Linked DNA regions of Homo sapiens: region 2 is linked to region 1. The links are chromatin loops, found by intact Hi-C in ENCODE. Cell type or tissue: PC-3. All regions are shown on one strand.

Region 1 (5,000 bases):
CGCCACTGCATGCCAGCCTGCGCAACGAGAGCGAAACTTCATCTCAACAACAACAACAAAAAAAGTCATTAACTGAAACCCATAGTGAAAAACACTTGTACTTTACTTTGCATCCCGTGCACACATTATATACTGGATGTTTCCACTGAACGGCCTCCTCCCTGGCTCCCCTGCTCTCAGTTTCCCTTGGGTTCAGCGGCAGGGCAGGCCTGGCAGGACTGCAGAGACAGGGAGAAGGGGGAAGTACTTACTCCCCAGTGGGGTTGCCACAGGCTAGCTGGTCCCTCACCTGATGATCCCCGCTCTTTCCACATCATTCTCTGTCTCCAAGTTCTGAAAACACTTTCCTCCTTCAAGCCTTCAAGCCTAAAGGTGATAAGTGAGCCCCACTGTCCCTTATGATTTACCCACACCCTGTCCCATCTTTGTAAACAGCCTCTATCAAATGCTCCGAGAAATTATTCAATTAGAATGTGCTGTTTTTCTATTTCAGGGGCATTGGCTCAAGTTTATCCATGTATTATGTGTGTGTACATACACCCATACAACACACATACATATACACATATATGTATATATATACACACCAATGATTCATGAAGTAATACTCACCCTTACTCGTCTGTGAGACACTCTAATATGTTATTCTTTTTTCTTTTTTGAGACAGTTTCATTTTTGTTGCCCAGGTTTGAGTGCAATGGCGTGATCTCAGGTCACTGCAACCTCTGCCTCCCAGGGTTCAAGTGATTCTCCTGCCTCAGCCTCCTGAGTAGCTGGGATTACAGGCGCCCGTTACCATGCCCAGCTAATTTTTGTATTTTTAGTAGAGACGGGGTTTCACCATGTTGGCCAGGCTGGTCTTGAACTCTTGACCTAAGGAGATCCACTCACCTCAACTTCCCGAAGTTCTGGGATTATAGGCGTGAGTCACCATGCCTTGCCCTCTGTTATTGTATTCTGTGGACTTTTTAAAGAATGCTCACCCCACCTACTAAAGTGACTCCATGACCCACTTATGGGTCTTGATCCACAGTCTGAAGGGCATTGCATTAGGGCCAGCCCAGGGCGAGTGGCCTTAGCTGGGCTGGCTATAGCGTGTAGCAGAGGTCAGTATGGAAAATGGCCCTAGGTGCATTCTGGGGCTCCCCTTGGGGAAGGTTCCTCTTGTGGGGGGTTCCCTAGAGGGTATTTCCTCCCTGTAGTCATCACATTCCAGGGGCCAGTTTTCCACTTTGTAGGCCTAGAAATCCAAGTTGGTTAGGAGCCTTGGAGGTGGCTGAGTTGAGGGGTGACTCACACTGCAGCCCAAGTGTAAATATCAGAGTGCTGATTCAGTCGCTCACGGTGAGGATCCAGCTACCCAGTGGGCTGTGTTCACCCATCAGCACCTGTTCTCCAGTAGGGAATTCTACCCAGAAGTCCAAACTGTCATCAGAAGGTGCTTGGCCAGCACAGTCCTGGAGCAAGGGAGTTAGGAGAAGCCCGGAGATACCTGCTGCGCACCTGGGAGGCCTGAGCATCTCTCCGGGATACTCTCGAAATGCCTGCCTCCCGGCCTCCTTGGTCCTCACCACCTGTGCTGACCCACCTCTTTGGCTGACCTGTCAAATCTCTTGTTCTGTCCTCATCTATGTCTGCACAGTTGAAGCTTTCTATTTCAAGTTCTGGTGGTGGGCGATGGGGCTGGTTGTGTGCATGGTGGCCTCCCATGGCTGCCCTGCAGGTGAGGTGGGTGGCACATGTGTTGGGGGAGTAGCAGGAGCTCCCTCTGATTTACCTTCAGGTAGTCCAGAGATGTGTGGCCAGGGTCTACTCATCAGCAATAACCATACGCGGCTCTTTATTGAGTGCTTTGTAGAATGCTGGGTACAGTGCTAAGCACTTCACTGGCACTCTCATTTCTTTCCCATAACCATCTGATGAAATAGTACTACTTTCCCTGTTTTGTGCATAAAGAGATAAAGGCTTAGAGAGGTCAAGTGGCTTGGCCGAGGTCACTGAGTAAGCCAGTCGACAGGTGGCCCTAGAAACTGTCTGTGAATATATATGTGTGCTCTGAAAGGACAGGGACCATGCCTCCCCATAAGCTCTGACTCCCTAAGGGTAGGACTGTTCCCCCCTCAGTAGCTTCCCTCCCCACCTTGCTAGCCTCCCTGAAGTGCCCAGGGCAACATGTGGCACAGCAGGGGTGCTCTGTTGCATGCTTGCTGACAGTCACGGACAGGGGACCAGCCTCTTGCCAAAGAGAGAAGGCCTGTGGGAGCCTCAGACCACAGAGGAGTGACTGCGTGGATGCACCAGACCATGGCTGGGTGACTCAGCGGCTGGCTGACAGATGGATGAATGGACGTCAGTCCTATGGTGTGGCCCTTCCCTTTTCTCCCCGGAACAATAACACATCCTGGCTCCGTGATTTCGTCGCCATAGGAACTGGAAAACATTTGATAACATGGAGCCTCTGGGACAGGTGGGCTGAGCAGGTCTGAATAAAAACAACCCTTTCCTGCCCCTTCACCCAGAATCCAGGCATCTGGTCTATTTGCAGCAGGTTAGGTAAATAGCCTGGGGGGAACCATGCAGCCACCTGAACTGACCGACCTTGTCCAAACTAGGAAGTCAGGGAAGTCACTGTCTATGCTGGCAGGACCTGGCACAAATTCCTGGTAGGAGGAAATGGGGCCTCAGGCACCCTGTCTGGACATTCTGAGTATCCTATGGTGTGCCTGTCCCCAGCACATGTGGGCTCTGTCCTGGACACTGTGGGGAATTAGAAGAAGGAAAGAAGGGGGACAGGGCTCCAGGCTCAGAAAGCACGTGGTCTGCTAGGGGGCAGGGCACATATAGAAACAGTCCTATTAGGTCCCAGTCCTAGCACAGATGGGGAATTACACGGATCAGTAGGGAAGGAGTTGGGAGGTAGGTTCTGGGAGGGGATGGGGTTTGGTGGAATGGACCAGAATTCTCCATTCCCCAGCAAGCCCTAACCAAGTGTGGCACCGTGCTCACATGCACAATCTGGGTCCTGGGGTGACTGCTGGGGGCCAGGGCACTGCATTCTCTTACTGGCTTGGCCGTCTCAGCCTTCTCTGCCTGATGCTTTTTGGTTCTACGGTCCTTGCTTTTACTCTTCCAGTGCTGTTGGGCACTTTCTATGTAGGGCACTTGACTTGGACATCTTTTTTTTAAATTTTAATTTAATTTTTAATTGACAAATAATAATTGCATCTATTTATGGAGTACAATGTGGTTTTTTTTTTTTTTGAGTTGGGGTCTTGCTCTGTCACCCAGGCTGGAGCGCAGTGGTACCTTTGTGGCCCACTACAGCCTGAAACTCCTGGGCTCAAGTGATCCTCCTGCCTCAGGCTCCCGAGTAGCTAGGACGCCAGGTGCACACCACTGTGCTGGCCAGTGTGATGTTTTGATACACGATACATTGTGGAATGACCAACTGATCATCTAGATGTCAATATGCCCCACCCGCCCCTAAGATTATGCACACTCACCCCCTACACCAAATGTCTCTTCTTCCCTAAAGCACTGACAACATTCCAGGGTTAAGCATTCTCTATATCCAGCCTGTTGCCAATGTCTAAGGAGTCTCAGACAGCAAACCTCTCACAGGGGCCTCCCTTCCTTTCCCCACAGCCAGTGCCCTTGGCTGAGGTCACATCTTGCACAGGACCCCCTGGGGTCATGCCCTGGGGAAACTGTGTTGCCTCTCTCCTCCTCCTTGCTCCCAGCCCATGGGCGACAAAGGCCTGTCAACTGTGGCCTAGTAATGTTTTCCATAGGCAGCCTCTAATTAGTCTCTGTCTCCTGGCTCTGTCCCCTCACGTCCTCCTCCCTGCAGAGTCAGAATCCACTATTTTTTTTTTTTTGAGATGGAGTTTCGCTCTTTTTGCCCAGGCTGGAGTGCAGTGGCGCAATCTTGGCTCACTGCAACCTCCACCTCCTGGGTTCAAGCGATTCTCCTGCCTCAGCCTCCCGACTAGCTGGGATTACAGGCATGTGCCACCACACCCGGCTAATTTTGTATTTTTAGTAGAGATGGGGTTTCTCTATGTTGGTCTGGCTGGTCTCAAACTCCCAACCTCAGGTGATCTGCCCACCTCGGCCTCCCAGAGTGCTGGGATTACAGATGTGAGCCACCGTGCCCAGGCAGAATCCACTTTCTAACACACAGCTCTGGTCCCAGCACTCCTGCTCAGAAACCATCAATGGTCCATCCCAAGTTCATGTTCAATGTGTAGGCTGAAGCATAGCATTCCAGAGCCCTGCCCAGGGTTAAGTAGTTCATTCTGGGTACTTGGGGAAGTTGCCCTGCCAGCCTTTGTCTCCTCTCCTGTAAGGTCATGGAGGAGGTGGGAGCTCTGCAGAGCACCCCCGTCCTGGCCCTCCACAGGCCTGTGAAATGATTTGCTCATGGACCCAAAGTGAGTATGTGGGTGCAAGGCTGTGCTTTGATTCCAGGAAAATAAATGGACAGAAGCAGAGGGAAGGAGGGGAATCCAGGGTTTTCCGATACCAGCCAGCCTGAAGAGAGGAAAGGGGAAAAGAGATACACAAAAGCATATGAGGTAGCAGGACCTGGCCGTGGGCCTTTGTGGCTGATCCAAAGAGGTTCAGAATCTTAAGTATGTTCTAGGACTGACACAAGAGGGGCTGGACACCATCATTTCCTCTGCCTCAGGGTGTCAGCCCACAAGAAATGAGATGGCTCCAGGTCCAAGTCCTGCCAAATTCTCTGTAGAATATGTTTACAATCTGGTTATCTTGGAAACTTCCCCACCCTAGTCCAGGTTTACTATTTACCAAAAACAAACAAATTAAAGAGCCAAGCATCAGAAATGATGCAAGTTCCGTGTCAGCTCTCAGAGGCCGTGAAACACCTGGGCAATCAGCAAGGGTGTGATGTCATCCGGAGAAATGCTTGGCTCACAGACATCTCTGGTCACATGGGGGCTTTCCCCACTGAGCTCAGTGTTTCTGATGGACAACC
Region 2 (5,000 bases), 530 kb after region 1:
TAATGTCCAGGCCACCTCATACAACTAGAAATATGTCTGTTCCAGCAACACCTTTGCAGATTCTCCCACGGTGTAGTCCAGTCTCTGCCCAGACTCCTCGAGTGATGGGGAAACATGGGGTATCTAAAAGAAATAAATACACTCCTTGAGGCACCACTTTTTGTTCAGCTATAGTTTACAAAATCTAAGCCTGTTTCCTCAAGGGAAGGTAATGTCTAATATTTAAAATCTGGCTGCTAAATCTGTGAAGGATGAAGAGGAAAGCACCCATGATTTACCTATTGGCATCAATATCTCAATACTCTCGTCCTAAAAAACCATGAATGGTATTCTGAATACTTAACACAGAATGCCTCCCAGGCTCCCAAAATACCACATACCCCTGAAAATGTACATAGTTCAACTGAGAGATGAATCAACTATCAAAATGATATTCAGAGTAGCTTTCAAGCACCTACAAAACTCAATGAGAAAATAAAATACACAACAAGTATTATACTGAAATCGAATAAGGAACTCATATCACACTACAATTAAAGTAAACCTCTCCTCCAACTTGGAGTAATAACAAGTTTCTGAACAGTTTTTTATACCAAGGGCAGATTTTTCCAAACACTTGTATAGTTAGGAAAACAAAAGCCTATCCACAACTTCATAAATTCACAAAACTACTTCTCTTACTAATCAACGGGTGGATAATTTATTTCTCCATTCTTTTTTAAGCATGATTCTCGTTGGGGGAAATGAAAGAGGATGGGGATGACGTACTACGAATGCACCAACACTCCAAACCAACAGCTTCAATTTAACCCATCATCCAAAACATCTCCAAAGTGGCGCTAACATTTTTAATAGGTATGTTGCTCTCAGGCTCTCAAGAAACACTTCAGCTTAATAAAGCACCATGTTCCTCTCACTATACTACTTTGGCAAAATGTTAAGATTCAGAGAAGGACTTTTATCCTTTCCTCCAAAATTCTTAACAGCTACATTTCTACCACAGCATCAATAATGTGCGCTCCCATCCCTAAGGGAATTTTGTTTAAGTTGCGTTTACTGTTATTTAACTTTATACGCTGTTATTCTCGTTTTAACAGCATTTAAATTTTTATTATAATTTTTACAGTTTAAGTATTCGCTAGTTGTTCTCTAAAATCTACTTAATTGTAAATCTTTAAAGGCATAACATGGGCATTCTACACTGCTTTGTGATAACTCTGAAAGCCATAGGAATTTGGGCACTTGGTCCATGCATTTTCTATGCTAATAAGCCACTGTATTGAAATATAATACTTGTACTACAAAAGCTATTATCTATATTTGCAGTTATTTATTCAGACTTTTTTTTCTCTTAAGATGTTAAGCTCCTTCAGGGCCAGAACAGAACCGTCTTATTCATTTTAATTCCGTTATCTTCACAAGTGCCTAGCACAGTGCCTGGCAAACAGCTGGTACTCAGGAAACATTGTTGAACTGAATTACCATCAAGTCCCAGGCCTATGGGAGTTACAACCAAATCCCCATCGCTTATGTAATAATACATGCTGTGTTTCCCAAGCGTGGTGGGTGGTACACGAGTCGGTTTCACAGAGTACACAGTTAAATTACTTGATTGTAATTTCTAAATACTTATGTTAGTTTATTAGGAAAAAACATAATCGCACATCAAATCCAAGACTCTGCAGACACTGCTTAGGGTGAAGCTAATGTGGGCAGCACCTACTGAAGTGCTTTTTAAAAAAAACTGAGTCAATTTAAAGAAAAATATCCAGTAAATAATACACGTGAAACAAGAACTTGGCCATAACAGTAAGGGATGACATACAAGTGACTAAAGTTTGAAAGACACTAACACATCAACAAAAATCAAGCCCCTCCTGGGCGTGTGCCACACACGCGCCTCCAAGGGATCAGGCCCGCCGAGACCTACTGCGGAGAGGCGGCCTCCCCGCCGACGCTCGGTTCCCGGGACGGTGCTGCGGAGTGTGTGGAGCAGGCCAGCGCTGGTCTGGAGGCTGGGTTGGGGGAAGCAGGCCAGGGATCCAAAGCCACTGGCACAAGCCTGGCCGGCGGCCCATGAACTCCGCGCCAAGACCCCAGACCTCGTTGGCCCAGCGTCCCGCCAGCTGCGCGGCGGGTTTACCTATCCCGCTTGGTCTCTGGAGGCTCGTCCCGGATGCACCATCGCCCAGACCCTCTTCCTCTTCCTTCCACCCCTAGCCCGCCCCGCCCCGCCCCGGGTTAGTCCCGGACGCCCGCCCGCTCTTTCAGGCCGCCCGCCCCTCTCTCCTCCCTCCGAGTACCCAGCCCTACTGACCGGCCTCTTCCCACCACACAGTGGCCGTAGCCCTTCCTCACACAGCGCCAGGCTTCCATCTTCGCCCTCCGCGTGCGTCCAGTTCCCAGGCCCCGGGTTCCACCTCAATCTCTATAATCGATGCGACGGCCTAAAGTATCTAGGGAACCCCATCACTCTTAAGTACCGACTCCAGTCCTGGCTGCAAGGCATGCTGGGAGGTGCAGTCTCGCCGGCCGGCCTACACTCCATCTTGCGCAGTCAGAGTCCCTGAATGCCTTAACCCGGAATTCTGCTCAAGGAGCATGCGCAGAGCGTGGGACGCGCGTGCAACCATTTCTGAAGAGGGCAAAACACCCGAACTTCGTCTTAAAGAAACAGAAATAAACTTTCTTTTTTTTCTTTTTCTTTCTTTCTTTCTTTTTTTTTTTTTGAGATGGAGTTTCGCTCTTGTCGCCCAGGCTGTAGTGCAATGGCACGATCTCGGCTCACTGCAACCTCCACCTCCCGGGTTCAAGCGATTCTCCTGCCTCAGCCTGCCAAGTAGCTGGGATTACAGGCATGAGCCACCACACCCGGCTAATTTTTGAATTTTTAGTAGAGACAGGGTTGCACCATGTTGGCCAGGCTGGTTTCGAACTCCTGACCTCAAGTGATTCGCCCGCCTCGGCCTCCCAAAGTGCTGGGATTACAGGAGTGAGCTACCGCGCCCGGCAGAAATAAACAGAGCAGTGAAAATTTTTAATTGCCCAAAGTGCAGATTCCCAGCTGAGGCTGAACAACGCATCCTCTGGGTGCCCATGGAACTGAGGTACCACAGAATTTTGCAATTAATGTTGCGGAAGCACAGCCATAGCTCTCACTTTAAAATGTACGTGTATGGGCCGGGCGCGGTGGCTCACGCCTGTAATCCCAGCACTCTGGGAGGCCAAGGCGGGCGGATCACGAGGTCAGGAGATCGAGACCATCCTGGCTAACACGGTGAAACCCCGTCTCTACTAAACATACAAAGAATTAGCCGGGCGTGGTGGCGGGCGCCTGTGGTCCCAGCTACTCGGGAGCCTGAGGCAGGAGAATGGCGTGAACCTGGGAGGCAGAGCTTGCAGTGAGCAGAGATCGAGCCACTGCACTCCAGCCTGGGCGACAGAGCGAGACTCCGTCTCAAAAAAAAAAAAAAAAAAAAAAAAAGTACTTGTATGTCTTGTGTGTCCACCTTTATTAAATGTATTATAGGACTGTAGATTGTTGAAAGACATTATTTAAGTGGAGACCCTGCAAGAAACAGGAAGAGAGAAACCGAGAAAGAATAAAGTGTGGAGAGTAGAGGGGAAAAGGATACTAGAAGGCAGGAGCACTGCTTTTATAGGCTCTTTGAAACAGTGGTAATTTCTTGGGAAGGCTTTTCTTATCCCTGGTGCATAAAAGGAAGTAAAGTGTATTTGAAAAAAACCTTTCCCTCAGTATGTAATTGATTCTTGTTATTTGCAGTAGTTAGGTTCTGTAAAGTTGCTGGAAACACTGAATTAGTAAATACTGAATCATTACTCCTAAGGGAAATACAGGATTAGGATCCTGTAAGCCTCTGGTCGCATTTTCATCAACTTAATCAATACATAGTTTTGTTGTATGTGTGTTTCCGCTTAAAGACATCTTATTTAATATATATTGTTGATTCATTAACATTGAACTCAGTCAACAGCACTATAATTCATACCTCAACAAAGCTTATCTAACACTGCTATTTTCTCTGCAAGGCTCATGACAGCCTTCTTGTGCTTAGGAGCACTATACAGCACAACGCTTGGGGACCATTTTAAACAGCAACATCAACAAAAAGTACAAAAACGTGAAAAACATATCACTAAATGGAATGTGAAAAGGACACTTGGTCCTGATGGCTCACGCCTGTAATCCCAGCAATATGGGAGGCCAAGGCGGCTGGATCGCTTCAGCCAGGGAGTTCAAGACCACACTGGACAACATGGCGAAACCCCGTCCCTACAAAAAATACAAAAATTAGCCGGGCATGGTGGCTCTCGTCTGTAGTCCCAGCTACTCCAGAATTTGAGGTGAAAGGATTACTTTAGCCCGAGAGGGCGAGGCTGCAGTGAACCAAGATAGTGTCACTGTACTCCAGCCCTGGCAACAAGGGGACACTATGGTATAGCATGAGAGCTGAAACAAAAAGGCAGAGAATGCCTTGTTTAGCCTCAGCTGGGAATGTGCACTTTGGGCAATTAAAAATTTTCCCTGCTCTGTACATGTCCAAGAATACATGGAGGTTACAGATCAATTTTAGCAAGTAGGCAAATTTGCAAATATGGAATCCACAAATAATGGAGAAAGACTGTATTTCTGTTTTATACTGCCCTATTTTCTAGTTGTACTCACAATTTTGTAGTTCATTAAATTGACTAGTAGTTTACTGTATGTCTTGTCTTTATAATGAGATTGTAAATAACTTCTGAGGAAAGACCATGACTCATTATTTCCAAAATTTACTTGACCTAGTGCTGTGCTAAGTACACAATATATAGTAGTAAAAATATTTTTGAATGAATGGTTAACAGTGGGCCAGAACTTGGGACTTGTGAATGACCAGAAGCTTTTTCCTTTAGCACACCCTAAGAGGTAAGGAGAAATGTAACATTTTTAAATAAGTAAAAGAAATTAATAGATATCTTTTCATGCAGTGTTGGAATTT

Evidence for each region. A loop is a pair of places that touch in the nucleus more often than their neighbours do. Peaks named below come from ENCODE experiments on the same cell type or tissue, not always from the same donor. Only the 100,000 strongest peaks of a DNase experiment are listed, where the experiment ranks them.
Region 2: it touches region 1 in a loop (5-fold over the local background); 2 of 110 quality-filtered maps call a loop at or near these places.

Annotation. Positions count from the first base shown.
Region 1 is chr1:212,483,795-212,488,794 of GRCh38, forward strand. No RefSeq gene overlaps it. Among named protein-coding and RNA genes, the nearest start is that of LINC02771, 13 kb to the left of the region's middle. RefSeq lists an enhancer at 3,916-4,454. In PC-3, no CTCF peak of the experiment used is centred here; DNase peaks (open chromatin) are centred at 977, 1,297, 2,407 and 4,847; H3K27ac peaks cover 4,760 bases.
Region 2 is chr1:213,013,296-213,018,295 of GRCh38, forward strand. It overlaps ANGEL2 (angel homolog 2), which reads right to left and starts at 2,572. Exons shown (of 9, transcript NM_144567.5): 1 at 2,318-2,572; 2 at 1-123. The coding sequence starts at 2,376. RefSeq lists enhancers at 1,409-1,997, 1,998-2,585, 2,298-2,607. In PC-3, no CTCF peak of the experiment used is centred here; a DNase peak (open chromatin) is centred at 2,576; H3K4me3 peaks cover 2,724 bases; H3K27ac peaks cover 2,087 bases.